6 separate regions of the Homo sapiens genome follow, and regions 1, 2, 3, 5 and 6 are each linked to region 4. A link is a contact called in ENCODE Hi-C or POLR2A ChIA-PET data. All regions are on one chromosome and are shown on one strand. The core of a region is the stretch at or near the end of the contact, and the rest is flanking DNA. Distances in the headings are between cores, read along the strand shown.

Region 1 (4,369 bases), core at 838-3,337, 1.7 Mb before region 4:
ATTAAAAAGTAAAAAACAAAAATAACAGATGTTGACAAGGTTGAAGAGAAAGGGAACACTTATACATTGTTGGTAGGAATGTGTACTCAGTACACAGGTACTGAGTAAAGAGTCAGAAAGAGAGTGAGAGGAATCTGAAGATACCATTTGAGTCACTGAGGCAAGACTCATGCCCTGGATTCCCATTCTTGTAAATCAATTCATTCCCTTTTCTGCCTAAGCTAGTTTGAGTTAGGTTTTGTCAGTTGCTTCTGAAGATTCCTGACTAGCAGACACATCTTCTATGTGTAAGGAAATCTGTGTCTTTTTGTCCTCTATAACAAGAGGACATGTATCTAGCTGTTCCAAAGGGTAATCAGTTCTTTTCCCAAACTGATGGTCCATGGAATGTTAATTTCCCACAGGAAGTTAACACGTATACTATAAAAATGTGTTCAAGTAAGTTTGGGAAATACTAAGATAAACAAAGTAAAATAAATTTATTTATGGCAGGAGCTTTCAGAATATTTATGATAATATGGTGGAGTGCATTATGAATCTCTAAAAGGAGGACTTAGTGTGCTTATTGCTCAGTTATCTGATAACAGAAACCTTTCTCAATAGACCCAGTTTGGGAAATAATATTTACCTTTCCATAAGCAAGCAAGAATGGTCAAGTAAACAAACTGAATGGCATAGACACATAGACACTTCCTGCTTTGTATTATAGTTTCTGTTTTCATGTCTTGTCTACTAGACTGTATACTTCCTGAGTCTAGTGGCTATGACTTAATCTCCTGTGTATCCCCAAGAACTAGCAGAGTGCCTAAAACACAGAAGATATGCACCAATAAATGAAAGAAACATAGAATAAATGATGAGTGAAATTAAAAAGTGATGGAAAGCATTCTATTGAATATCCTAAGCTGTAGGTAAATAACAGGACACAGGAGTTGGCAAAATAAAAATGTAAGAATAAATTAAATATACATTATTCCTTTAAGCCTGTCTAATTAGTCAGTGAGTATGTCTTTGTAAGATATTTAATCATTTGAGAAGCTGGAAGAGAAATTGAATTACTGGAGAACAAATCTAGTGTCAGTTCCTTTTGAGAATAAGGAGCCATGAATGCTAAAAGCCAAACTGAGGCATGACATCCACGACCATGATACAGACTTGCTAGGATCATGATTTTGGAGGGACAGCACAGGCAGAAATAATGTTGGCTTTCAGAAATTATTTATCATGAACTGAAATTTAAAAGGCCACCCAGGCAGATCAGCATTTATTTGCCCAATTGCCTCTAATACATTCATTTATTCAGCACATTTATACAAAGTGCCATATATGTAAATGTATAACAATCATATTTCTGCAAAACAAACCAAAAACCCAGAGCAATTAGAAACACCTATCAAGTAGACAAAGGCAGAGCTTACATCTGGATTTTGAATACTTAGAGGCACCTGTCACTTGCCATCATATGAACTCACTAACAAAAGACATCTGCCATTTGATACTAATTGGGTAATTTGCACAGTGACTCTTGAACTCACAAATGGTTTATGGTAGATATAGTTTAACTCCACAATTAATATGTATTGCATTTAAAAAATCTTCATGAGGCCATATAATCATTTTAACAGTTGTGTAAGAAGGGAACTTTTGTTGAGGGTTTACCTCATAACATTGGAACCTTTCTTTAAATTCTTATGCTAATTTTGTTTGTAAAGCAAAATAATGCTTTTAAAAGTAAGAAAATGATAAGCATGGGTGATTAGTTTTATTGGAGAGGTTTTTTTCAGCTGAAAAATTCTCATAAGACACATAATTCCTGATGCCCAAGGTTTTCATAAATGTGTTTTCAGAATCACAAATACTAAAAGAGGCATTGCTTTAGTATTGAGCTTTAAAAAGACATGCTAATAAAATATACCACCGTGTTATCAAGTCATAATATTTCGGTCTAGTTCTATCTATTTTTAACTTCGGCTACTTATTGTGAGAACTGATTTTAATTGGTCCTCGTTTTTCTGGAGATAGACATCTGTATGATTATGATGATGGAACTGGGTTCCCTTCTTTAGCAGCACTGCTGAACCGAGAGGGCACTGAGACCACAAAAGAAACCACAGTCTTCTCCCTCAAACAAATGATTTAAGTAAATAAGATTAATAAAACATGGCTTCTCTAATGCTGTTTGAAAAATCCCCATTACATTCTCTTTCTTCCTTCCCAGATCTCTCAGAACTTCTGTAGAAAGCAAACATCAAAAGGACCAAAGGTTTTTGTAGTGATTCAGCCGCCCACAGCAAAGAAGTAAACCTTGATTTTCTTTCAGCCTAGGAAATGATCAGCGAAGAGGCTTCACAAACAGCCTCTTTAACATTTGAGGTTAAAAAAGAAAGTCAGTGGAGCAGAACAGTTATTTTCACAAACGCCTTCGGGGTTTTTTCTTCTACTTTTTAAGTAACCCTTCTAATCCCCCCAAGTAAAATATTTTCATTAGCTAAAGTTTTGGCTAGGCATTTTAAACATGCTTTAAAAAAACAAATGATAAAATATATTTATGTATTGGGTGTGACTTTTTCTAGTGCTTTTTTCCTTTGGCTTTCTCAAATGCTGATTTCCTCTGGCTATAGAGTTTCAACTAGCTTCTTTGGTGACTCTGCCAAGTCACACCTACCTTAGCAGTTTCCGTTTTGTCTCAGAATTCAGCTTTTGGAATTGAGCTCCGGAATCACTGTTCCTTTTTTTTCTTTGGAGACAGACAACTCTACAAAGCAGTTCACCCTAGAGTTCTGCCAAGTGAACCCTGGTGTTTGGATTTCAGGAGGAGAGCCCATCTCCAGTGCCTACTTGGGGAACTCTGTTACCTACCCTGTAGTTTTTTCAGGTGAGATGCCAAAGGTTATGTTCAAGAAAGGCAAAGAGAGAGAGATGTGTTGCTTTCATCAACACTCAGACAATAAAGTCAAAGATAGTAAAATTAATTAAATTAACAGGGAACCAACTTTACTGGAAAAGATAAAGCAATAAACTGGACAGAGATTCAGATGAACTTACAAATAATATGTAGATCACTGATAGCCCCCTCTTTTAAAGGAAACATGTATATATCTTCTCGCCAGCTTTATTCAAGTATGGACAGAAATAAACCTCAAGAAACCCTGTCTTTTCCCTTCCTACATTAAGCTAGAGATGTCCATATGGGTCTCTCTTTGGATATCTCTCTCAAAGGAAACAGAGAAATTGCTAGAGGAGGGTCGTGGGCCAGAGAATAAAACAGGCTTCCAACAACTCACGATTTGTAAACTTTAGTCGGATGTCTGGATTATAATTAAATCTAAAACTTGGAAAGCAGCTGGGGAAGGGTAGACAGGCTGAATGAGAAGTAGGGCAGGGTTTACTAAGCAAATCATGGTGTAGGAAAAACAGATAGCTAACTTTTATGAAATTTTATTTTAATAAAGTTTACAATGGCCAAGCGTTGGCCATCTAGACACAGCTAACAAAGGACACCAAGAGGTGGTTGTGTCTCTTTGTTCACATTCTACACAGAAAGAAAAGCAGCAGCAGGAGAGGCTCCTTAGGAAAAGAGCTCTCTCCCTTCATGAGAACTTCACAGTAACAGAGGTCAGGAAATAAACAGACCTGGCTCTCTCATGGGGCCTAACCATGACCCCAAACAGTAAACCCAAGGGAAAATTCCACTTAGTCCAAGTTAAGCTGACAAAGTGGTATCAATATTGCCCATTAAGGATAGGTTTATTTTCTCTGACCTAAGCTGCTTGGCAATCCCATGGTCTAAATAGAAAAAAAAAAAAGGCTATTTTATTTTCTCTAAAAGCAATAAGCTTATGTCCAAAAGATTATAATTTCTTAGAGATATTGTCAACCCTGTCAATATATGAAAGGCAACTCACATTTTCTCTCCAAGTGACTCAAATTTTAATCTTTATTATCCTTTCCCAGATGTCACAACTCCTCTCTGCCAGATTCCCCATTATTTCAAGAGACAAGAATATTCCTTAAGGCCTCCTTTTGAATATACATCTTTCTGATATCATGTCTCTGGTTTCCCTGAAGACTAACACATCAACAAATCTATCCTGTGCCTGGATTCTAGGCTTTGAAAATAATTGTATCAGTTTAGCCAGGCACAATCAACATTTCTGTCTTATGTGCATTCTTCAATTCCAGCAGAATGTCTTGTTTGCACCGCCCCAATTCTATGCATAAAAGTGTTGATGCAGAAATTGGCATAATTGTGAACAGAGACAAACCTTTCTGCAAATAAGACAACTGTCACTCATGGACCACAGGAAGACTCTATTCTGAGACTGCTCCAACATAACATCAGCTATGGAAGTCCTAGGAGGGTATGGCT
Region 2 (4,829 bases), core at 1,318-3,817, 1.2 Mb after region 4:
AAAGTTTAGTTTGGGACATTGTGAGTTTGAATTGCTTATGGGATACCTAAGTGGAAATATGCAGTAAATAGAACTCTTTGATTAGGCTTCTTATGATTATAACAATTATTAAATTGCTGCTAAATAGCCTCCAGAAAATCTCAGCAAATAACATTAGTCATTGCCAGATTATCCAAGCAGTTTTTTCTTTCTAGCTGACATGATTTGAGTGATACGATGAGAAAAATCATAGCAAATGTTTTACATGCTGACAAGTTAAACTAATAGATATTTTTAGATGTTGTGTAAGAAAAGAGCTCTTGGTTAAAACTGATGCTGACATTTAAAGGCTCTCCATAAACTTCAGAAATGTGTAGCCTTAGACACAAAGCCTAGTAGTTTAGAAGTAATGCTTAGCATCTAACCCATGCTTTTTCAACTTTGCTTTCTGTCATGAATTGCCATTTATTATGACCATCTTTCAATATCTTTAAATAGGCTTCAAGAACATGGTTTTTAATGGCTGAATTATTTTCTTTCATATTGTATAATGGAAATGGTATTTTACCAAGCAACCTTCCTTTCTGTGACAGTTCAGGCAATTTCTAATTTTTTATAATATAAATAAATGCTGATTGAACATCACTAAACATAAATACTATACAAACATGTTTTCTTTAATATTTTCATTTTTCCCAATCAGCTTTGTTAAACTGTGGGATTGACTAAGAGGTTCTTTCTCTTATTCTGAAACTGCAACCATCTCAGAGGAAACAGCCTTGGATTTGGTACTAGAGAACCAGGTTCTAGTCTTAGCTTTTTTTTTAAAAAAAAAAAAAAAAGAAAAAAAACTCACGGTATTGATTATGGCCAATTTAACTTCCCTAGCCCTTGGTTTTCTCTGTCCAAATAACAAGGTTTTACTAAATAGATCTCTATAGGCCCATTTACTAAGTAGAACAGCAACAACAAACATTTTGCAAACAGTCTAATGATCTCAGTAAATAAGGTTGTAAAATCTGATCTCAGAATATGTCTTGGTGGTCTTCTCAAAGCTTGCTTTCTTTGACAAGCTAGCATCCTTCCCATCCATGTAGATAGATTCTGAGGCTTAGACAGGGTGGACCCTGGAGGTAGTAGGGTGGTGAGGTGGACCCTGGAGGTAGTGGGGTGGTGAGCTACCTAGGTGATCAGGTATAAATAGACCCCTAATTCTCTACCTCCACCTCATTTATTCCACCATTATAGCTTTATTGCTTACATCTTGACTTGCTAATAATTCCAGAAGAAAAATCATAATCACAGCCTTCAAGACGTTAGTCCTCTAGTTGGAGTAGGAATCCTGGGTCCACATATACTACTCTGGATATAAAAAGGCAAGAACCCCTTGGAAATTGTCACAAGACAAGGTCTGTCAAGATGCAAGAAAATTAGATGGTACAACCATAAGTCACTTGACTTCATTTATTCCCCCTTTCCTTCACCATCACTCAGGGGCAATCAAAAGTGAGTTTTAGCCATTTTTCTTAATGCCAAATTTTCAAAACCTTTCGTTAATCCCCCATTTAAATCATAAGAGGCAATATATCTGTTGAGCAAAATACCTCAGCTATGTTTGATTGACAAATTTTGTATAAGACATCTTTTTCATCTGGAAAAAGCAAAGCAAAGTATTAATAACACACACACAAATGATTCAATGAAGTCCAAAATTATCTTACAGATAATAGGGTGCCATAGGTATCTTCGATTCCTAAGGACCTTTGCTTTGCCCACTATTTACTTATTATAAGCCAGCAGATTTGCAATCACCAAGTATCTTGTGACTCTCATGACAGAACACAGCACTGCAGCAAGGATTTGAGGTGAAGGGCAGGCAAGCGCCATCATGCTGAGGCTAGCCAGGGTAGGTCCCAGGGGAACCTCACCCTGGGATATTACTACATCTCAAATGTATACTACTCAACTCTTAAACCTTGAAAGGTTGTTGAAATATTTGAAATATTAGTGCAAGGTTAAAACCAAGTATTTTTACTATTTTAGAGAAGGTGAATTGCAACATATTTACCCAAACAGACTCAATTTAGGTCATACGCAGTGGTTCACAGCCTTGGCTGTCCATTAGAATCACCTGGAGAGCTTTTAAAACTCCCAAAGCCTACGCAGCATTCCTAACCAATTAAATCAGTATTTCTAAGCATAGGAACCAGGCATCAGTATTTTTTAACGCTCCCCAGGAGATTCCAATATATAGCCAAGACTGAGATTCACCGATGTAAGATTTAACTCAGGTAATATACCTTTGGGCTTATTGTGCTTATTTGACCAACACTGGGGCTCATTGTGTTTATCTGACCAATATAGAGCCAGAACTTATAGAAACCATTGACGAAATGACTCCCCCCAGAGACACCTAACTCTTTTGGCTCTCACTTTCTTCCTAGGCTATCAGGCATGGTGTTTGTCATATCCCAACCTGAATCCGCAACTCCCTGCTTGACAGTCCTGAGGCTACCCCAAGGGTTCTGATGCACCTCATAACATCTCTTGTTTTTTCTCAGTCTACTGTCAAACCACTTAGCTCAGAATTCCCAGAGGCCCCAAAACTCTCACTTCCCTCTGAAACACTAAAGTCAGCTAAGGTTGATGCATGTACGTTGATGTGAATCTTCTGAGTAGTTTTGGTTTTACAAGGCATTTAGGAAAGTCTAGGGCCTGGCAGCATCAAGGCATGGCTATGAGGTGGGGGGAATGGGAAGAATCTCTAGAACTCCCTCAGTTTTTAGCTCCTCTCCTTCCCCTATTCTTTAATATGTATAATTAACACTTTCTGTTTTATATATCTTACACAAGGTGCCATAAAAACAGTTTCAAAATGCTAAAATGATTTCCTGGGCAAAAAGGCAAGCACCCACTCTAACCTCCCCACTTAGTCACCTACACCTTTCTCCTTGGGTGTAGATAGGTGTCACAATTGAAAAATAACACACTTGAATTGTCTTGTTAGGATTTTTTTCATGACCAATTTATAAACATTCAGTATGATTTCGGCACAACTGGCCTCCCAAATTCAAAGCCAGAATTTCTTAAATGTTGCGGGTTGTTTTTAAAGTTAGAATGACTACAGCTACACCTACATATTTAGGAAGAAGATAAATGTTATTTGTGTGCTGCAATTGTGATAAGCATATTGAATACAATGATTGTCAAGCAAAATTTCCATGTGCAATTTCAGACAACAGACTCCAAAATGTGACCATATATAATCACCCCTTTTCTACTACATTATGACAAAACAGGTAGTTGAAAATCATGTTTTATTCCTATCTCAGACAATAGGAATCTTAGTAAAAAAATCTATTTTGTTTAAAGAACAACTTCAGTTTTCTCAGAGAGTCACTGAACCCAGATTGGTAACTCAAACTCAGCAGCTTTCTATTTCTGTCTGGTCTTTCATTCTCTAGCTTTGTTTACAGGCTAAAGTTGCTGCAATTGGGTCTTCTCACTTCATCCCTTAGTTCTGTATACTGTATATATCCTGAATCATCTAGCAATATAAGACCACATTGGTCCAGTTCCTGACAATTTACCTATTATGCCTGTGTGCTGAATTTTATTATCTTAGGGAATCCATGAGCTTCCATGATTATGACTTGATAAAATTACAGCTCAGTTCAGATCTCAACAACATGGAAAGAGGTTTGCAGGGTTTGTTTACAAGTGAGGATGCCATATGCTCCTCTAAGAAAAAATATGCTAATTACCAAGGAAGAAATGAGGTAAGAACATGTGCAATTGCTGCAGACCTACTAAGTAAACAAGCAAGATACTTTCTGTGCAATGGAAATAAATGTGGTGAATCCATCCCCTGTGTTTTTATGTTCAGCTGACTCTACACAGAAAATGTTGAAGAGCAAGAAAAGGCATTTTCTCATAGTTATGTATTATATGTGTAGATTGACATATTTCATATTTGAGGTTCAAACTGGCCCAAAGCCTTATGTGGGTCCTTGTTTATTTATAAGGTTATAAAGCAAGATATTAAATGTTTAAAGCTGTATACAATAACAACCTGAACTGAGTAATTACAACTACCCAAAGTAGGTTTTTTTCTGCTTTACTTTATGGTTCTTGAACTTGCTGCTCTTCTCCCAGGTTTCATCTTCACACCAGCACTTGTTGCTGGGGGGAAATGTTAAGTTCATTCAATCATTTGTCTTCAAAATAACTGCAGGTGTTTGAACTCAGCTCTTGAGGGTTTTTTCTTCCCTCTAGCTGGTGTGTGAATATAGATAAAGCTTTAAGGAAAGAGAAAAAAATAAAAAAGAAACTATACAGCTTTTTCACCCAACAACACATTGCCAGGAAATGCTGGCTCGGTGAGTGGTGCCTCTAAGCAGAGCTTGCATACCAAGACAGCTTCCTCCACACCAAACACGCTACCCGCGGATCCCCGCTTTTCAAACACAGGCATCCACATGGAACTTCCTCAAGAAGAGAACTCAGGCAGGATGTCTAATTACCCATTTATAAATTGATATCCCCACAAGTTAGGATCTGTACTGGCAATCTATAACAAGGGCCAGCCACAGCAACATTGTAAAGTAGGCAAGTCAATTTTGCCTCTGTTTTCTTGACAGAACTAAAATAAGGAAGAGATAGGCTAGCCTTTAGCAAATGGCCCTTTGATGAGGTCAAAACGTTTGGGAGCCAACTCCACCTCTAGTCATTTTAGTCCAACATTACAAGAACTCCAAAGGGGCAAACACTTGACATTTAGCCATGGGGTACCCCAGGAGACAGAGAGCTCTCCCAATCACCTTAGATCTCCATAATTTATCTACCAAGGA
Region 3 (4,772 bases), core at 341-2,840, 1.2 Mb after region 4:
CCCATCTCTACTAAAAATACAAACATTAGCCGGGCACAGTGGCATGCGCCTGTGCCCAGTTACTGTATCCCAGTTACTCAGGAGGTGGAGGCATGAGAATTGCTTGGACCCAGGAGGCAGAGGTTGCAGTGAGCTGAGATCATGCCACTGCCCTCCAGCCTGGGTGACAGAGCAAGACTACATCTCAAAGTAAATAAATTAATTAAAATTTTTAAAACACCAATTTTTTCCCCATCTCTCTTTTTGGCCATCTCGTGATGATGGTTTTATTCTGTAGTTGAAGACCCTTACAGCTTTAGGCTGTTTGTCAGCCTAAATAATGAAGGCTGTGCTTCACTTTTACTTTCAGCTCTGTAATCCAAGCAAGAGTCCTGGTATTCACCAAGGTTAGACTGGCTCGTGTCATGCACTCCACCCTCAGCCAATAACAAAAGTAGGAGAAATATAATGTACTGACTGGTTTGAGCCAGTCCTAGCCTACTCATGGACAGTGGTTGGAGTTTGCTTCCCAAACAGTACATAGGCTACAAGGGGAAAAAGGAAAAGGCAATATAGAAGTTGCATAGACAAACAAAAATGATCTTGCTTAAATAATTTAATTTCTCGCCATCTAGTTTTCCTGCAAAACTTGTATGAATTCACAATTTTTTTTTTTTTTTTTTTGAGACAGAGTCTTGCTCTGTCACCTAGGCTGGAGTGCAATGGTGTGATCTTGGCTCACTGCAACCTCCACCCTCCGGGTTCAAGCAATTCTCCTGCCTCAGCCTCCAGAGTAGCTGGGATTACAGGTGCCTGCCAGCATGCTCGGCTAATTTTTGTATTTTTTAGTAGAGACAGGGTTTCACCATGTTGGTCAGGCTGGTCTCGAACTCCTGACCTCAGGTGATCCACCTACCTCGACCTCCCAAAGTGGTGGGATTACAGGCATGAGCAACCATACCCAGCCAATTCACATTTTAATTTTACAGAGACAGTGAAGAAAAATACATCAATGAATAAAAAACAACAAAGAAACTCTCTTACATAGTCTTACCATGTGCTCAGGGTTTTAAATCCTTTACACATACTAATTCATTCAATTCTCAAAACTACCATAAGTTTTAGGCAAGACATTTGTCAAAGGTGAAGTCAGGATTTGGAATGTAGGCATTATGGCTCCAGCACCTATTTGCCTAACTCCTCTGCAGAGAGATGGATGTTACTTCTGACGTGCTCCAGAAAGTGCCGCTGGGCTTGGTTCTATGGCTCCCTCTCCCAAGAGCTGATCAGCATATTGCAATTGATGAATGAAGGGTTAAAGAATAAATAAATGAGACATGAGAAAGAGGTGTTTCTACAAAGTTTTTTTCCATCCAAACAATATTTTAAAATCTGAAACCCAATGATAAGAGAAGAATAAAACACACAGTTCTTTCACCAATTGAATAATTAGAAAAAGTTCACCAATTCCATCCCACTCAGCTTCCAAACCATAACAGCATCTTCAAATTATAATGCCAAAGGTGATCAAGTACTTTGAAGCCAGGATCTCTAATGCCAGTGAAAAACTGTCAAAATTATGAGTCAGCTGTTTGATATTTAGAAAATCAATTAATCTCTTTGGGTCCGTTTCCTGCTCTTTGAAGTGATTTAACTTAAAAAAATCTTTTAAAAATAGCATGTCTACGCACAGAATTACCTCTACACTTTTAGAACTACCTCAATCTTTCCTCCTCAAACAATAGCTTGTGATTTTACTTGAAACCCGTGTTTATTGGATATTTTATCATGGCTCTGGCATCCCACCAAATATGATCAAATTAAAAAGGAACTGAACTGGTAAAGCAAGGAATAAATAACACACAAGGAACTTTGAAATCTCTCTGCAAGCTTCAGCTAGTTAATCCTCCCAACATCCCCCTGGAGTCATGCTAAACAGTTTTCAAAGGTCAGATCTCATTGAGAATTTGACTTATTTTATTGAAGTAATAGAAAAACCCAGAGTTTATGGATTATTCTTTCCATCTCTCCCTCTATTCTCTTCTCCTCTTTGATTTCTTTCTCACCACCATTGTGTCTTAGAGGTTACAGACAGGCTGACATTTTTTATCTTTCTCATTTATAGATAATTACAAGTATGAACTATTATTATTAATCCTACTAATATTAGTAATTGTATCAGTACTAAATTACTGTGTTCTCACATAGAAAATTATTGATGACAGGCATCTCATAGCAATTTCAATTTCATGAATTTATAATTCCAAAAGAAATATATTTCAGGTAATGCAAATTTGTTTTCTACAATTTATATATTCCTTACCTCTTTGAGGGGAGTTCAGTAATTTCTATTTTATCCTAATATCAAAACCACTTTTCTAGGTTTCTCAGTTTAGAAAGAAAATGCCTGTGAGGCTCATTCTTTTGGCTGGTGTTTCTCATCAACTTTAGAAAAGAGAAATCCCAGTGCATAGATCAAAATAGAAAGGTTAATTGGTAATAAACTAAATGTATTGCTATCTTGGCCAATAAAACAGAAAGTAGAATGTATAATATCTAAAACAAATTCTTCAATGGTGAGATGTCTCATTTTCTGATTAAATTCTGTCAGCTTACAGAGACTTTTTATGGAAACTTAAATAGTTCACCTTGTACCCTGTAGAAAGTATCATGTATTTTTTATGAGACATATTAAGCTATACATAACAGATTAGAAAGGAAAAATGGAAGGATGAGTAAAACTGCAGAAACAAATGTGCATTATCATCTTCCTTGACTAATTGTATTGAATCTGCTCCCAGGTTGCCCTATTTTTCTAAATTGGCATTTGAAAAGAGACAGCATGTCTAATTTGCTCCTCCACTTCTCAACAAGAGCACCTGTGTTAGTCCGTTTGCGTACTGCATGAACAACTGCCCAAGACTGGGTAATTTATAAAGGAAAGAGGTTTAATTGACTTACGGTTCAGTATGGTTGGGGAAGCCTCATAAAATGTACAGTCATGGTAGAAGGTGAAGGGGAAAACAAAGCGCCTTCTTCGCCAGGGGGCAGGAAGGTGGCGTGCCAAGCGAAGAGGGAAGAGTCCCTTATAAAACCATTAGATCTCGTGAGAACTGACTATCACGAGAACAGCATGGGGGAAACCCCCACCCACCATGATTCAACTACCTCCATCTGGTCTCTTCCTTGACACGTGGGGATTATGGGGACACAAAGCCAATCATATCAGCACCTCTTCTGCATCACCCTCCTTTTCCCTTCCCATCCTCCTGCCATCTTCAATTATGCTATTCTTAACATGCCCATCCCAAGACCAAGGTAGGTATTAAGCAGGAATTGAAGGTGGCATATTCTCAGTTCGTTACGTTCTTGTCAGCCTGGAAGCTTCCACAACTAGGCATAAGAAGAAATCAGCCCGGGCGCAGTGGCTCACGGCTGTAATCCCAGCACTTTGGGAGGCCGAGGCGGGCGGATCATGAGATTAGGAGATTGAGACCATCCTGGCTAACACGGTAAAACCCCGTCTCTACTAAAAATACAAAAAATTAGACGGGCATGGTGGCTGAGGCAGGAGGATCACTTGAACCTGGGAGGTGGAGTTGCAGTAAGCCGAGATCTCGCCATTGCACTTCAGCCTGGTGACAGAGCGAGACTCCATCTAAAAAAAAAAAAAAAAAAAGAAAGAAATTGAAAGTGGTAGAGAATGCATCTGAATTTTTTTCCACCTCCGTTAAAATTTCATGTATCAATGAATGAGAGAATCTTCACTAGATAAAGTGCAGTGTATTGGGCAATCCCAGGTGCTTTAAAAGTTGTTAAGAGGATGGACTTTGGAGACAGACACTTCAGTTTCCACTTACATTTAATGGCTATGTTTACTTGGTCAAGCCACTTTACTTCCTTATGCCTCAGTTTTGAATCTATAAAAGAGTACCTCCTTTATAGGGTATTATAAGGATTAAATAAAGTGATACATGTAACGTACTTAGAACTGTGCCAGGACCATAGTAAATTATATACAGGTATTTGTCATTATTAATCCATCTGAGATTTTAATCTCTTCTACATTCCCAAACAATGGTCATTCATCATATGTTTCCTTTCTCCCAGGGAAGAAGGAACTCATTACCTCTTAAAGTGGCCTATCTCATTTTCTGACTATTGGAACGCTGATCTTCCTGTAACAAGCGAATTTTTTTTTCCTTATAGTTCTGGCTCACTGTCTGAGGCCTTTCTTGGAGCTGCATAAATGAATTTGATATTTGAATACAGTTCTCTCCTTCCCAGTTTCTCTAAGCTAAACATTCTCCATTCCTGCAATCATACACATGTAATATGGATGAGTATTTGATAACTAGTTTGTCTGTGGTCTTAAAGAGTGGTACCCTGAAAGATAGGTCAGAAAGCAGGACTAATGCGTCCCTCATTCTAGAGGGAATTCTAAGGTCCTATTACTTTGGGGATATTTTTAGAATCCCCATATTATCACCTCAAATAAAACTCAAGTCAGTTTTGTGTGACTGCTACTAACTTGCATCTCATCAACCCTTTCTGTGATTATGCAATTCCTTTCTGGTTTTTGTTCATTTGTGGGATGGTGGTAGGGAGGGGAGTAGTAACTGACAATTTCATAATTATTCCTATTGAATTTCATTTTGGCATCAGCCTATTACTTGAGTTTGTCAAGAGTTTTTTAAATTTTTAGTCTATCAATCTTTGTTTTATCACATATTACTAAGTTTCCTCTTTCTTTTGATAGCCAAAAATACATACCTATCATATAAAGGGGAGGA
Region 4 (4,980 bases), core at 7-2,506:
CATTTCCAGGTCCTTGCTGTAGATAGGATGATGCCATTCACACTCTGAGAAATCTCTTCCCATCGCTCTCCGAAGGAAGTCTAAACCAGATGGTAACTTAGCTTAGCTGCAAAGAAAATAAGAGCCACCAACAATTTAATGTTTTTCAAACTGCCTGGACAATCTTTTCCTTCCTCATACAGGCACGATAACAGAAGTGGCCGGTGGAGGGTGGCCCATTGAGTGCCCATGATGCAGTCCAACCAAGAAACAAAGTTCTCTGCACACCCCTCGCCCAGGCAAAAAGAGAAAGTAAAAGCAACCGGTTGCTGCCAAGGGGTGTGGTGTGGTGGGGCTGGCACTACCCTGAACATCAATGAAGGCTGTCTGTTTCTGGTCCTGCTTCCGCAGTGAGAGGCAGCAGGTCCCCAAGCAGGCGACCTGCCCTTCACCGTGAGGCTGTCAGCCTTGGGGGAGCGGGGTCATTTGGAGCTGATAAACCAATGAGAAGAAAGGTTTGTTGCTCTAGGCGGTGGGTGAGGGCATCATAGCTGACTCTTGGTCTTGGTCACTTTCGGAGGAGATGGTTTATTTAACCTGACTTCCTTCCTGATGCGCACCGTAGGCGCAGTGAAATCCGGGAATCGTGGGGAATCCTTGGCGCTGTGGGTGGAGGCTCCTCTTGGCCCTGTGGCCAAGGTGACCAAGGGCCGAAGGAAAAGCGAGAACGGGAGGGACGGGACGCAAGAGGGCAGATGGGGAACCCCATACTCCAGCAACATTATATAAGAGAGGCGACGATGGAGCAGCGCACCCGGCCAAAAAAGCCTCCGTGCGCCTACTCTACGGTGCACCGCGTCCCCTCTGCACCAGAAGGGCCCTGTCCTCCCACATCCACCGCGCCCTCCTCCGGGCCCCCGAGGGCACTGGGGCGCTTCCTCTGCCAGACCTCCCCTGCGACTCACTCTTCCGGCTCCAGAGCCCCCCCGCCCCAACAGCAAAGCAGCCGTGACCTGCCCCAGGGGCGCAGCCCTGCCCCAGGCTGGAAGGCAGCAGAGCTGTGGCGTCGAGGCACCCAGCGGACTGCGGGGCTGGCGTGCCCGCGGTTACCTGCGCGGCCAGAGGGCTCCGCGAGATCGAAGAACCAGAAGAGCAGCATGAGGAGCCCCGCCGGGCGGCGAGGGGTCGCCCAGCCTGTCCTCATCCTGAGCTGGCGCAAGCCTTCCGGCCGGGTCCTCGGGCGCACGCGGCTCCCGCCCCGCCTGCTGAGCGCGGCCTGCCCCGCCCGCACCTCTGTCTAGGCCTCTGGGGGCGCCCCGGCCCCGCCCCCGCCGCCCTCGGCCAATCAGACGTGCGTCTCCTCGGCCCCGGGGCGGAGCGGGCCAGGTGTGGGAAATGAACAGGGCTGGGCGCTAGATACCTGCGTGGGGTAGGACCCGCGAGGAAGAGGTACGTGCGGATCGGTGGGAGAGCCAGGCACCAGACAGGCTCCTGCACTGGAGGGTTCGGTCCCCGCCTCTTCATCAGCCAAGCTGGGGAGATGCGGCCCTTACTGGGACTTGGCACCGCCCTGGTGGGTGGGTTCTATCAGTTTAGAACCTTGGCCTCTGCCTGGCGCACTGTGGTCAGGGACGACTTCTCCATTCCAGCCTGGACTGGAAAGGGACCCATGATCTCTTCTACCCCGGAGGAGGAAGTGAGCACCTGCCCTGTGGGTGGCTGCGGCCAAGCCTAAGAATTCAGTCGTCCTTGGCAACGTCTTGGGTATTTTGACAGTGCAAACAAAGGTGGAATAATGGTACACTGCAGTTCTACCCATAGTTGTTAAAGAATTAAAAGCAAGAATTACTAGAATGACCAAACGACACTTCCAAGGATGACTTATGCTTTATAAAAAGTTGACCTTTGCGAGTAAGCTCTTTGCTTAATAATTTAATGATAATAATAATTAGCTGGTAGAAATGTAGAAGTCTGCATGCAGAACCAGAAATTTCATGTCCCACTCACTCTCTTCCTGTGGACACTGCTATCATTATAAAGAGGCCAAATTCTTAATGACCTAAGTTGCTCAAATGTGAATGTTTTATACTTTTAAATCTCGTCTTTGCTGAGCACATAATGTGTACTTGAGGTGGCCTCCATCCTTGTTGCATGAGGATGCAAAGACCTAGGTTGCTCTTCCTGACTCCCACTGCCAAGGTTTCACAGTTGGCTCCCAAACCTGCTCTGTCCTCTCCCCAGGGTCTGGCCTTTCAGTTCCATAGATATAGTGAGCACCTGCCATCACAGGATCTGGGCACGCCATGGAACAGAAGGACAAAAAGACAACATCTCTGCCCTCCCCTGAATACTGGGGAGACTGAGGCACTGTGATGGATAATATTGTCAGCTCGATTGATATGAACGAATGCAAAGTATTGTTCCTGGGTGTGTCTGTGAGGGTGTTGCCAAGGAGATTAACAGTGGACTGGGAGAGGCGGACCAGCCCTCAGTCTGGGTGGGCACCATCTCATCAGCTGCCAGCATGGCTAGAATAAAAGCAGGCAGAAGTTGGAAGGACTTGACTGGCTGAGTCTCCTGGCCTTCACCTTTCTCCCGTGCTAGATGCTTCCTACCCTCGAACATCGGACTCCAGGTTCTTCAGCTTTTGGACTCTTAGACCTATAAAAGTGGTTTGTCAGGGGATCTCTGGCCTTCGGCCACAGACTGAAGGCTGCACTGTTGGCTTCCCTACTTCTGAGGTTTTGGAACTCGGACTGGCTTCTTTGTTCCTCAGCTTGCAGACAGCCTATTGTGGGACTTCACCTTGTGATCATATGAGTCAATACTCCTTAATAAACTCCCTTTCATATATACATGTATCCTATTAGTCCTGTCCCTCTAGAGAACCCTAATACAGGCACACTCAGTGACACAGGGCAGAATGAATGGGGAAACTCTGACAAATGTTGAGGGAAGGCAACATCTTAGCTGGGTCTTAAAGAATGGGTAGGAATTTGAGCAGGCACAGCTGGTGGGAGAAAACCAGTGACAGGGCAGAGGCCAGAAAATGCAAGCAGAGTCAGAAGACAGTCCAGAGTCCAGGGTAGCTGCCCTGCGGGGGGTGTGTCTGTGAGAGAGATCAAAGTGGTTGTGGTGGGGGCCCCAGTGGAAATGACAGCAGAAAGGTGAGTTGTGTCTGTTTTGTGAAGGGCCTTGAATTTATTCTAAGGCACAGATGGTGGGAAGTTCTGAGTAGGAGAACCTGCCACTGACCTGATCCCCTCTGCCTCTGTGGCTGCCTGCCTTTCTTTCTGATCCTGCCCAGCTTGGAGCTCCTTGAGGGCAGTGGTCTTGCCGTATTCATTATCACATCCTCAACACTGGGCACAGGGCCTGTCCCAAAGTCAGCTCTCAATAAATGTTAGTTTAATCGATGGATGGATTCCTAGGGCCACCACCTTAGCCTAGGGCCATATGAGCTCCTACTTGCATTATATTGCAATAATTTATCAATTGACCTCACTGCCAACAGTTATTATCCTCTCTGGCAAATGAATCCTTCTAAACACTGTTTGGAACATGCCACTTTTCTACTCAAATCCTTTCAGTGCTATTTGCATATAGCAGGAGCTCCTAAATGCTACTTAAGGGAAATTATGAAACCCTGAAATTTTATGCAGCTTTATAAATGCACTATGTTTTGAGGAGGAGGAGGAAGGGTACAAGGCTTTCATGAGAATCCCAGAGAAGCCCATGATACAAAAAGAAAACTCTAAGACAAAAAGCAAGTACCTCTACAATTTGACCCTTTCTCTTTCTTTGAGATGGAGTTTCACTCTTGTTGCCCAGGCTGGAGTGCAATGGCGCGATCTCAGCTCACTGCAACCTCCGCCTCCTGGGTTCAAACGATTCTCCTGCCTCATCCTCCTGAGTAGCTGGGATTACGGGCATGCATCACCACGGCCAGGCTAATTTTGTATTTTTATTAGAGACAGGGTTTCTCCATGTTGGTCAGGCTGGTCTCGAACTCCTGACCTCAGGTGATCCGCCCGCCTCAGCCTCCAAAAGTGCTGGAATTACAGTTGTGAACCACCGTGCCTGGCCTAATCTGACCCTTTCTCTTTACTCCCTTCATATGTCACTCTTTGGTTCAAGCTACCTGTCTGAACCTGTCTTGCCTTTTCTTATCTCTGCCCATATATGCATATCCAGAATGCCATTTTCCCTTTGTCTTAGTTCCAACCTTTCTTGAAGTTTCTGTTTAGATCTGACATTTTACGTAAAACACTTCTACCAAGGGGTTAACCTTCTTCCAAATATCTACCTAATAGTGTGAATTCCTTTCACTTGGTATTTAACATGTATTACCTCTTGCCACGATTTTTTCTTCAGGGACATGTGCACTGATTATTTCACCTAGGTTATAGATTCTCAGTAAATATTGTCAATGGTGACAATAAAAAGCAATGTGTCCTTCAGGTCTCACCTTGGACGTTACTTTCTCAAAGAAATTTTTTTTTTTGACTCTACAGTCTAGGTGAGCTTCCTCTATAACAGGTTCTCCAGGCTTCCCACACTTCTTCCTGATAGCACTTAGCACAGCTGGAGTAGATCATTCTGTGCTTGCTCATTTGTTTAATGTGTATCTCCCTCACCAGGCTGCAGGCTCCATGAAGACAGTGACTATGCCTGCTTCATTCACTTCTGTGTCCCTAATACCTGGCACATGATTTGCTGCATGAATGAATAAGTAAATATATAGTAATACCTCATAAATGATGCAGGCAATGGAAGGTCTAGACATTTAAAAGAGGGGAAAATTGGCTTGGGTGGGGGCAGCAGTTTTCAGGCATTGAACTGGATGTCCTTGGATGAGAAGCATTCAGTAGATAGAGGCAATGAAGATGCTACAAGCTGAGACAATGGTATAAACAAATTACAAACATCGGCCACCCACTGGAAGCCAGACCATGTGCTAAGCATTTCCCATGTACTCTCTTGTTTAGGAATCATCCTACA
Region 5 (4,674 bases), core at 778-3,277, 1.4 Mb after region 4:
TCTCCCAGTCTTTCCTGAGGGGTTTAGTACTTACGTTGGGACAAGCCTTCAACAATCAGCCAAGCACTTTACATTAGGTTGGTACCAAAGTAATTTCGTTGAAATGACAAAACCGCAATTTTTTGCACCAACCAACCAAATAATTCTGCCTTAGCCTTCACTTCTTGCTTCTGTAGTGCCTCAAGGTCACCCAGAGGTTAGAGCTCAGGGCCTTCTCAGGCCTATCTTGAGTGTTCACATAACCCTAGACATATGCACACCCTAAGCACCTTCTACAGTCTCAGGAATATGTTAGCGTTTTTCAAAGCCCTATGGACATCTTATTCCCCAGCTAAATACTTTAGTATGGCTGGAGCAAAAGGTGCTCCAAACAAAGTTTAAGGGTTTTTTTTTTTTTTGACCTTTATAATGAATGTTATGGGGAGCCACTAGTGGAATTTTAAATAAAGAAGGAGCATGACTACATATAGCACAAAAATTTTTACCAGTGAGGTGGAGAATGGATTAAAAGGAATCAGACCGAAGGCGGAAAGATCAAAGAGCATTCTAAAAAAGTAGCCTGGGGAACATGGTGAAATCCTGTCTCTACTAAAAAAATAAAATAAATAAAAACATAAATAAAAATTAACTGGGCATGGTGGCAAGCGCCTGTAGCCCTAGCTACCTAGGAGGCTGAAGTGGGAGGGTTGCCTGAGCCCGGGGACGGGATGTTGCAGTGAGCCCAGATGGCGCCACTGCACTCCAGCCTGCGTGACAAAGCAAGACCCTAACTCAAAAATGCATTAATAAATAAATACATATAAAATAAAATAAAATAAAAAAGAAGTGAGGAAGGTCTGAGTTAAGGCCAAAGTGGGGAGTATTTAGAAGGGGAAGTGGTGGATTGGAAAAGCTGTTATGGAGATTACACATTTCATGGTTTCTACAGTGGGGAGAGATGAAAAAGAGGCAAGTGTTCATACTCTTAAGTTTCTGATTAGGAAAATTATTTGGAGGACGGGGCTACTCACCCCCTCCTCCCATAAAAAATGAATAGAGAGGCATAGGTTTGGGGGGGAAGCATAAAGATGTGGATCCAAATATTACCTATGAGTAAAATAATCTTTGTGTTTTTAAAGGTATTAATATCTTAAAGCAATTGTGCTACTCAAATCACAGTTTGGATCCAGGCGCTGTAATCTTTCCTCACCCTCTGTCCAGTAGATTCATCACCATTCTCGATTTAGGAATGCTTTAAAGATGCTTGTTATTTGGAACATATTTGAGAAAGTGACAGGAACGTGGCAAACAAGCTGCCTTAAACAGAGACTGTACCTAGACCTAGAGTGTAATATCAACTTGTCAAGTATATCTTCTGCAACTTTGCTTTTTGAAAGCCTAGCACAAAGTAGATCATGAGTAAAATGTGATTGCCGATAATTACATGGAGAAATGTGAATAAATGACTCTTTAAACCCTGTAAACTAAACTCGGCTTAAAATAGGTGGTTTGAACATTTGGGAAACCTTAGTTTTCCCTGAAATCCAATCCTTGCAAAGCAATAATGACAAGAGGTGGATAAAGCGGACTTACAGAAAAGGGCGTCTTACCGGTCCCCTCTAATCACACCATCCCCCCTCTTTTAAAAAAATTTTCTTCTCAGATAACCAAGTTAAATCTAGCTCAAATGAACCTTTTAGTTTTTGAGGAGGGCAATAATAGTAGTGAACACCAAAACGAAAGGGGATCTGGGCTTCAAAATACTAACAGTTCTATTTCCTAGCCAGTCGTCTCCCGGGCTGGATGTGCCGCCGTCCCAGATCTCAGCGGCGGCCGCAGAGCGCAGAGGTAGGGAGAGAAAAAGGAGGCGTCGGCGGGGCGCGAGCGACCAGGGCGCTAAGTGCCGCCTCACAGTCCTGCCAGAGACAGGAGACGCCGGGCCGCCCGCGCCGTCTGTCCCAAGAGCTCCTCCTGGACATCCGCTTGACTCTCCGTCGTCTCCAATTGGCCGTCGGGGAACGGAAGCCGAAGCAAACTAGTGAACCCGGAAGTGCTTCGCGGCGGAGGCCCGGGCAACTCTTTTGAATGGAATCGGGCTGATTCATCGCCGGTTTGCAGACAGAGCCGCGTCGGGTGTGCGCCGCTGCTGCTGTTGCCTCTGTCTTCGCGTCACCACAGAGGCAAGACAAGGGTCCATATCGCGGCATCCGGCTCCCGCCCGTCTTCAGGTAAGACCCAGAAGGCAGGCCTGGGAGGTCTGGGGAGGCAGCCGTGCTAGGCCGCCGCCAGCCCCGTGCTTTCCTGAGTCACGTTGCCCAGCTGAGTTGCCACAGGAGGCCTGGGCCGCGAGGGAGGAGCCCGGCCTCCTTCATTCTCTTCGCCTGCTCTCAGGGCTCTCTGGCAGGGTCAGGTCTGGATGTCGCCTCCTTTCTCCATTCTTTTCTGTTTGGCCGAATTCACATCATGGGAACCTCTTCCATCTATATAGAGAGAATCCTTGTTTATGGCCTGTTTGTCTGTGCTCTATCCATAGTTGTTAACCGGTCTGCTTTGAAGTTTTTCAAAGCAGACCGGGAAAACAAGGGAGAGAGAGTAGAATTAACTTTCCCATTGAATACGTTTGTTTTATCTCTTGTCCTTCCTGTAAGCCTTAACCCTTTTTCTGTTAGTGTTAGGTTTTCAGCTCCCTCCAAAAAGTAAACAAAAGTCCTGCAGATACACTGCTTTTGGACCTTGAATATCTTAAAAACAAAGTGTGCTACTATGGCTGTTAACTTACTTTCAATATCATACTAATTGAGTAATTGTTGGTAAATTGATTACATTTCTCGTTTTAAGTAAAGTAGAAATCTGCTACCGTATGTTACATCTTGCAACTTAATTTTCCTGGGGATGTAGCTCTGTGTCTGTCAAAAGAAAAAGAATGTAAACTTTTGAGTCTATAAACCTAGTGACTGAAGGAAAAATTCTCGAGAAAATAAATGGTAATATAAGTTGATAAAATATTATGGAAAGGCAGGGGAAAGGGTTTAAAAATGAGCATAAAATAGAGTTATAGTGTGAAAGTGATTTTGTTCCACTGGTCACAAGTGTTTTTTTAGTGCTTCTGACTTAATGTGTTTGAGAAAAGCAGCAAGACATGCACTGATACTGTAGAAATAACAAAAACATGAACACAGTTTTAGTGGAGATGATTAATATAATGGTGGCCTTCCTGTCACGTAAGGCTACCTACCAGCTGACTCATTTGAAGTTTAGAGGTTAAGATATATAGTGGTTCTGAATTAACTACAGTTAAGGTGTGTTTAGTGAAGTGCTATTTAGTGAAAAAGGCTAAATGTTGTCTTGAATTTGTCCCTAAATCTTGCCAAGGGAAGAAAGTTTTCAAGTGATGATCTTTTATTGATGCTTCACCTGTTGACTTTGGGAGTTTTTGGTTTTTTGTTTTTTTTTCAGCCTAAAGTGCTTGGTAAATAATACATTGCCATTTTAATTTAGGCCGGGTGCGGTGGCTCACACCTGTAATCCCAGCACTTTGGGAGGCTGAGGTGGGCAGATCATGAGATGATCCAGCCTGGCCAAGACTAGCCTGGCTAACATAGTGAAAACCCGTCTCTACTAAAAGTATAAAAAAATCAGCCGGGCATGGTGGCACGTGCCTGTATTCCCAGCTACCTCAGGAGGCTGGAGGTGGAACCTGGGAGGTGGAGGTTGCAGTGAGCCAAGATCGCGCAACTGCACTCCAGCTTGGGCAACAGAGTGAGACTTTGTCTCAAAAAAAAGAGAAAAAGCTGAATTTTAATCTGTTTGACATGGGTTCATCTTATTTTCATACTGGCCATGTAAACCATGTGCTTGTTAATATATAGTTTGTGAACCATATGTATGAAAGTCAATAAATATTATTGCTGTTGTTATTGTTATTATCTTAGAAGTGGAAGAGATTAATCTAGTCCTCTTATTTCAGTAACAAGAAGCAACTGTGCTTTTTTAATTTTCAATTTTGTAGTAACGTTCATTTAATAATTCAGTGTCCACCTGTGAAAGCCTTGCCTGAATATCCATGTGATTTCTTGCTCAGGAACTTGTCATATTCCCTGTTTGTTGCAGTCATTTTGACATTTCGTATTCTGCTTTGTGTGTGATACTTTGGTGACCTTATTTGTGAAATGGGAGAACTTGATTAAATAATCTCTTCTAGTTCTAAAATGATAATAATAACAATTATAACAAGAATAGCAACGACAACATTTATTGAGTACCTTGGATGTTCCAGGCACTATAAATTGCTTTGGACGTATTTTTACAACAGACTTGCAAAGTAGATGTTATCCCCACTTTATAAATGAGGTCTAGAGTCTAGAAGAGGGTAAAAATTAGTGTCATATAGTGAGTAGGTGGTGACGCCGGATTCAAATTGAGGTCAACTGGTTCAAGAGCCTTTTTCACTCTACACTGCTGTCCTTTCCCTTTACATATTTTTTATGGGTTTGTGTCAAGCTGCTTCTACCCACCTGCCCCGATAGATTATAAATTCTCTCAGTGCATGCCACTAAATTTCTTGAGTCAGCCCTCCATATCTTTGGGTTCCGCATCTGTAGATTCAACCAACTACAAATTGAAAATATTTGGAAAAAAGTTGCATCTAGGCCAGGCGTGGTGGCTCACGCCTGTAATCCCAGCACTTTGGGAGGC
Region 6 (4,961 bases), core at 227-2,726, 1.3 Mb after region 4:
TAAAACATTATCTAAACCAACCAAATACTTCATTTGGTTCCAGACCTGGCCTTCACTGTCTGGAGATGGCTGTGCAGCTCAGAAGGAAGTCTCGGCCTTATATTATCTTCCCCTGAGAGTATTGGTGAATCAACTCTGAAAACAGCACTCATTAGACAAATAGTTTCTCCATTTGCAGCTGTTAAATAGCTCTACCCGCCAGTGATAAAGGGGCATCCTGTGTGGGTGTACTCAGACCTCTTCAAGCAACTGGCTTAAAAGGAAGGCTAGCTCACTGGGGATCCAAAGTATCAGTAAGGGTGATAAAGCTTGCTTGAAAAAGCTCTCTCTAACTGGGGCTGGGGAAGCAATGCAAGCAGCAGGCTTTCTCCAGAAAGCAGCTTTCTAACTCCTCACCCTCTCACACACACTTCAATATACAAAGACCCACTGTTTTGTTGCGTTTTTCCTGAGGTTTTACCTTTGGCACTGCAAAAGCCTTTTCTTTCAGCATCTGCAAGACCCTATTGGATGAGATCTATTTCTAGGTTAAAGCCTTTGATACATTTCAAAGCAGACTTTGCCTTTAAAGTTCTCAACTCAACTCTTTTTTTTTTTTCAAAATATACTAAATACCAATGGGTAACGTGGCTCTATAGTCAAGGTTTAGAAAAAATATATGCACTAATGCCGACATGGGAACCACTGTAACTGACATTCCACTTGCAGACATGCTAGGGTACGCTCTACCGGCTAGGGAGGGAGGGTTTCTGTGGGCCAGACCCAGTCAGCCAACCTTAGGAAAGGAACCCGGCTCCATTTCCTAGTGAAGTGGCAACAATGACTGTCATTTCCTCCTCAAATATAATGTAAGGACATTTCCAAGTCGCTTCAGTCATTTCTTCCTCCTCCACCCTACCATGTGCTTACAAAAGTATGCTGTAGGAGAAACTCAATTTCTTTTTCCAGGCAAGGTTCCATTAAACATGTCCCCAATAACCTGATTACATCAGACAATGAGCCTTCCTTCTTATATGATTTCTTCAGCAGAATGTTTTTTAGTTAGAATTGCCAGATTTAGCCAATAAAAATACAGGATGCCCAGTTAAATTTTTTGAATTTCAGGTAGATAACAATTTTTTACTCTAAGAATGCCCCATGCAATATTTGGCAACCCTATTTTTAACATCACATAGACTATATAAATATGAAGCTGAATCTTAGCAGATTCTCTCCTAGTTTGGGGCTGGGGAAGTGGTTAGGTGTGGAGCTAATATTTACTCTTTTTCCGCCCGTAATTTTCTTTCTTCCGTTCTCCTTCCGCAAGGAACGTCTTGGGGCTTCTCGAACATCTCTCAGCATTTACTGTACGCCCCCCTCCCCTCGCTTTTGCTGATAAAATGGTTGGTGTTGTGTTTAAAGTGTTTATAAAGTCTCCTCCGTGATAACGCGAGCGTTTAAGAGAGAGAATTCTAGGCACACCTCTTCCTCCCCTCCAGAGTGCCCCGGCGTCTTTCTAGCCTCCGCCTCCAGGCGGGTGAGGAGGTGACACCTGAGAATTCCTCCCTCTCACCCCTGACCCTGCCGGAAAGCGAAACTGAGATGCGGGCATTGGGCCCTGGGAAGCGTGGGGAAGGGGAAAGGAGAAAGCCAGGTGGGTTTTTAGGTCCCTTCCAGTGCCACACTGCGGGGCGTTGAGGGGCCGCTCGAGGCAGGCCCTTCCATGAGGCCTGGACTGGAGGCCTTCTCTAGCCGCCGGCGCTGGCCTGGGCCGCCTGCCGCCACGCAGGGGCCGCGCGCCTGGGCCCCAGGGCCCCTTTGCCGGCGGGAGGCCGGGGGGACCGACTGCTCTTGGCGCCCGGGGTCGGGGGAGGCCGGGAAACCTCGGCTCCCGGGCGACAGGCACCCAGGCCCTTCTCAGCCCCCCGGCCGCGGCCGCGCCGGGCCTCGCTTCAGCCGGGCGATTCTTCCCCTCATTTGTTGCATTGTTTGCATTAATATGAATATCTTGTTCTGTTTGTTTTGTCTCCTGAGAGCCAATAAAGCTGTGAGTTTTTTCATTACACCAAATGCAGCTCTACGGGCGATCAATCAATGGGTAGTCTTCGGATAATCTGTGAGAGTGAGAAATCTAATAAAGCTAGCGACTAAAAAAGGAAAACAAAATCTATTTTTCTCTTAGGTTAACTACGTCAGGATTAATGTGTTCCACTTCTGCTGCCTGAGGTGGGTTTAACTCTTGTTCTTTCCCCCCCACCCACCCCAACAAATTGATTTAAATGTCAAGATGGGAGGGGAAGAGGGCTGAGGAAAGAAAGAGAAAAGAAAAGGGATGTTTAGGAGCTTCTTAAATTTTCTGATGGTTGGCCGATTCTTTCAAGAAGAGGAAAGACAATACTTTCTAACGTCCCAGAAAATCAGAGAAATGGAGGATTCTAACAAAATGTAGTTTGGCAAAGAGGCCCTTCCTCAGTTTTCCGAACAGACAGGAAATGTAAATTGATAATGACGTAAATAAGTGATGATAATAAATCAAGTTATTATTAGTGCCCCCTGCCCCATCACTTGTTTGCTTTTGCTAGATGCTAAACTTAACTCCTCAAATGCATTTTTTGGAAGGCCCCTCAACCATCCTGAGCAATGCAGGAAATAAGAGAAAGATCATCTGCCTGGGCTGCTGCAGTTCTCCTCACAGCACAATGCAACCAAAATCATTTATAAACAGACAAAAATAACAATCTGAATTATCTAACATTAGCAGTTGAACTGAAGAGCCCAAGATTATGTGATGAATTGTTAAATTGCAGTAGCATTGTTTTGGATTGCTAATTAAAAAAAATAAGCAAACCCCATGACTCTAGATATGACAACTGAAAATACCCACAAATTATTTAATAAATGAAGTGTCTAACAACTTTAACACTTCCTGGTCGCCCTGTTAATAAATGTAATTTGAGGTAGATTTTTAAAATCTTCAATCTAAACAGTGAATTCATTACGCGCCATTCAGATCTCTAGATGCCTATGGACTTCTTGGAATTAGGTGTTAAATAGACAAAAGTGAACCAAACTGCCTTTAAAAGCACAGCATGACCATGTAATTCTTTTTCCAGTTTGTGGTAAAAAATGATGAAACTTCTTTCCAAGTAGCTATCACCCAGATTTAGTGTGAAAAGTAGTGTAATTGTAATTCACGCCATCAGGGTCTATCGCTGATAGACGATCAGCTGTTCTGTAGAGGGGAGAGGCTTTCTTTTCAAATAGGAAAGCTGCCAAGTGCTCTGCGATACCTCCAGCAAGCTTATCGGATTGAGTTCAGAGCCAAAACAGCAGCTGCACACATATGCAAATTGGCAATTAATAGTATAACATTCTGTAAAAAAAAAAAAATGTTTAAAAAAATTTTTAAAGAAAGTAGAAAGAAGCTACCTGAACATTAACCTTAACTGTAACTGGGACTTCTAAGATGAATGACTAAGGATTAATTACCCTCTGGAGAGGACTTGCTGTTTAATACCTTCTCTTACAGATCAAGTCTTTGTTGTCTTGCTGAGTTTTGTCTGTTTCATGGAACACAACAATACACTCTACAGGAAGAACTTTAACTAAAAAGCCCTTATATTTCGATTCCAGAAAATGGAGAAATTAAGTCCTTTCCATGGATCATTCCTTCTGTAAACAGAGATCACAAAGCAAGAGCTTCAGCATCCTCGTGAAAAAGACATTTTGTTCTGGGTGTCATCATCTCCTTCCACTACAGCTTGCAATTGGAACAAGCTTCACATCCTGGGGGTGCTGCCTATCTCTGTCTTGATTTCTGTCTGTCTATTCCTCCCATTGACAGGAATGTCGTTTGTATCCTCCACGCAGCAGTTTGCAGAAATCCAGCAAGGTTTATGGTTTATGTTGCCCAGCATGTATAAACACAACGCTCTCAAATGCTTTTTAAAAATCTATGAATTTGTTAGATGTCTTCACATCCTGGTCCTCCTACCCCAATTCTCAAACACAAAGTACTCTGTTGCCCTATTATAGTCCTGCGATAGTTCTGGCTAGGATTAGGTTGACGGTCTAAGCCCCAAGAAAGGCCTGGCATTTTCATAGCAGGCTTTCCCCAGTGCTTTGAGTCTTCCTCTCTCACTCCCTTTTTCTTTTTCCCTCGGAGGAGGGGGTGTTGGGGGTGGGAGGTGATTAGTAAATGTTTCAGGTAATCTGTGAATTCTTAATAGTCATATTTCCGTGGTGGAAGATCTCCCTATTTCTCTGATGTGACAGGTTACAGAAACCTTGGTGTTGGGGGTTTTACAGATATTTACAAGTTCTAGGAGTTTGAACTTTGGGTCAAGATGTTGATTCCTTTTAATGTGCGAGGGTGAAGGAGGTTTTATTTTGCTTTATTCTTTTGGATATTATGAGATGAGATTGTATCCAGTCTTGGCTGTAACCTATACCATAAATGCAGAGCTGCAACCATTATTTCTGTCTCTTTCTCCTTTTATCACCTACACTTCTAGAGATATTACTTTCAGTTTTATTGCAAATCATCTGTGTCTTTAGTTTAAACCATTATTTTTCATATACCCCAGGCACATTTCCCTTATAATGAGACAAATTTTAGATTATTAATGTTCCACCTAAAAGGATACTGTACACTTTTCATTGCCAATATGGGCTTTGAAGCTTAAATATCAACATTTTTATAGGAAATTTACCCATGTCAAATTTAAATATATTTGCTTATATTTCTTGGAAAAAAGATTTTGGATAACTATCAATTAAGCAGCCAATTCCATTTGGGGTGCAGAAAATTTTGAGCCCCTTGATAAGAAGGAACAAAATTTTTCCTCTAAATAACCAACTCTGGATCAGAAAAACTGAACTTTTCTAAATATTTATTATTAACAAAACTTTTTTTTGTCTGATTCCACTAGAAGCATTCTATGTTGTGAACACTATAAAGTTATCCTATGTTGTGAACACCA

Evidence for each region. Hi-C counts contacts between places; a loop is a spot of excess contacts on that map. ChIA-PET counts read pairs that join two places held with the same protein, here RNA polymerase II (POLR2A). Pooled maps may share reads with other maps.
Region 1: a map with no recorded cell type shows a loop between it and region 4 (13-fold over the local background). The contact joins the enhancer-like site here to the promoter of LY75 in region 4. A Hi-C loop is called at or near these places in 1 of 37 single-sample maps with no recorded cell type and 2 of 50 pooled maps. POLR2A ChIA-PET finds 5 or more read pairs at or near these places in 1 of 52 experiments (activated CD4-positive, alpha-beta T cell).
Region 2: a loop to region 4 is called in a map with no recorded cell type, with 5 times the contacts of the local background. The contact joins the enhancer-like site here to the promoter of LY75 in region 4. A Hi-C loop is called at or near these places in 10 of 37 single-sample maps with no recorded cell type and 10 of 50 pooled maps.
Region 3: a pooled map shows a loop between it and region 4 (2.8-fold over the local background). The contact joins the enhancer-like site here to the promoter of LY75 in region 4. A Hi-C loop is called at or near these places in 1 of 37 single-sample maps with no recorded cell type and 8 of 50 pooled maps. POLR2A ChIA-PET finds 5 or more read pairs at or near these places in 1 of 52 experiments (activated CD4-positive, alpha-beta T cell).
Region 5: a map of CD8-positive, alpha-beta T cell shows a loop between it and region 4 (6-fold over the local background). The contact joins the promoter of PSMD14 here to the promoter of LY75 in region 4. A Hi-C loop is called at or near these places in 3 of 168 maps with a recorded cell type or tissue (CD4-positive, alpha-beta memory T cell and CD8-positive, alpha-beta T cell) and 10 of 50 pooled maps.
Region 6: a map of naive thymus-derived CD4-positive, alpha-beta T cell shows a loop between it and region 4 (3-fold over the local background). The contact joins the promoter of LINC01806 here to the promoter of LY75 in region 4. A Hi-C loop is called at or near these places in 1 of 168 maps with a recorded cell type or tissue (naive thymus-derived CD4-positive, alpha-beta T cell), 5 of 37 single-sample maps with no recorded cell type and 10 of 50 pooled maps.

Annotation. Positions count from the first base shown.
Region 1 is chr2:158,189,069-158,193,437 of GRCh38, forward strand. All of the region lies in intron 11 of CCDC148 (coiled-coil domain containing 148), which reads right to left. All of the region lies in intron 3 of CCDC148-AS1 (CCDC148 antisense RNA 1), which reads left to right. Among named protein-coding and RNA genes, the nearest start is that of CCDC148-AS1, 25 kb to the left of the region's middle. RefSeq lists an enhancer at 2,308-2,467. Within about 2 kb of position 2,088, at least 2 of the 41 ENCODE cell types and tissues checked have a DNase peak (open chromatin) inside an H3K27ac peak, as active enhancers do.
Region 2 is chr2:161,086,249-161,091,077 of GRCh38, forward strand. No RefSeq gene overlaps it. Among named protein-coding and RNA genes, the nearest start is that of TANK-AS1, 72 kb to the right of the region's middle. RefSeq lists an enhancer at 4,549-4,678. Within about 2 kb of position 2,568, at least 2 of the 41 ENCODE cell types and tissues checked have a DNase peak (open chromatin) inside an H3K27ac peak, as active enhancers do.
Region 3 is chr2:161,127,441-161,132,212 of GRCh38, forward strand. The region is part of intron 2 of TANK-AS1 (TANK antisense RNA 1); the gene reads right to left. Among named protein-coding and RNA genes, the nearest start is that of TANK-AS1, 30 kb to the right of the region's middle. Within about 2 kb of position 1,591, at least 2 of the 41 ENCODE cell types and tissues checked have a DNase peak (open chromatin) inside an H3K27ac peak, as active enhancers do.
Region 4 is chr2:159,903,500-159,908,479 of GRCh38, forward strand. LY75 (lymphocyte antigen 75) reads right to left here and starts at 1,257. Exons shown (of 35, transcript NM_002349.4): 1 at 1,090-1,257. The coding sequence starts at 1,183. LY75-CD302 (LY75-CD302 readthrough) reads right to left here and starts at 1,257. Exons shown (of 38, transcript NM_001198760.1): 1 at 1,090-1,257. The coding sequence starts at 1,183. RefSeq lists enhancers at 169-218, 269-318, 539-588, 729-808 and silencers at 989-1,448, 1,218-1,459.
Region 5 is chr2:161,306,398-161,311,071 of GRCh38, forward strand. PSMD14 (proteasome 26S subunit, non-ATPase 14) reads left to right here and starts at 2,028. Exons shown (of 12, transcript NM_005805.6): 1 at 2,028-2,207. RefSeq lists an enhancer at 1,896-2,355.
Region 6 is chr2:161,243,263-161,248,223 of GRCh38, forward strand. It overlaps LINC01806 (long intergenic non-protein coding RNA 1806), which reads left to right and starts at 1,477. Exons shown (of 2, transcript NR_110164.1): 1 at 1,477-1,633; 2 at 3,613-4,961. The region is part of intron 3 of PSMD14-DT (PSMD14 divergent transcript); the gene reads right to left. RefSeq lists enhancers at 1-36, 1,266-1,325, 1,273-1,773 and a silencer at 1,756-1,865.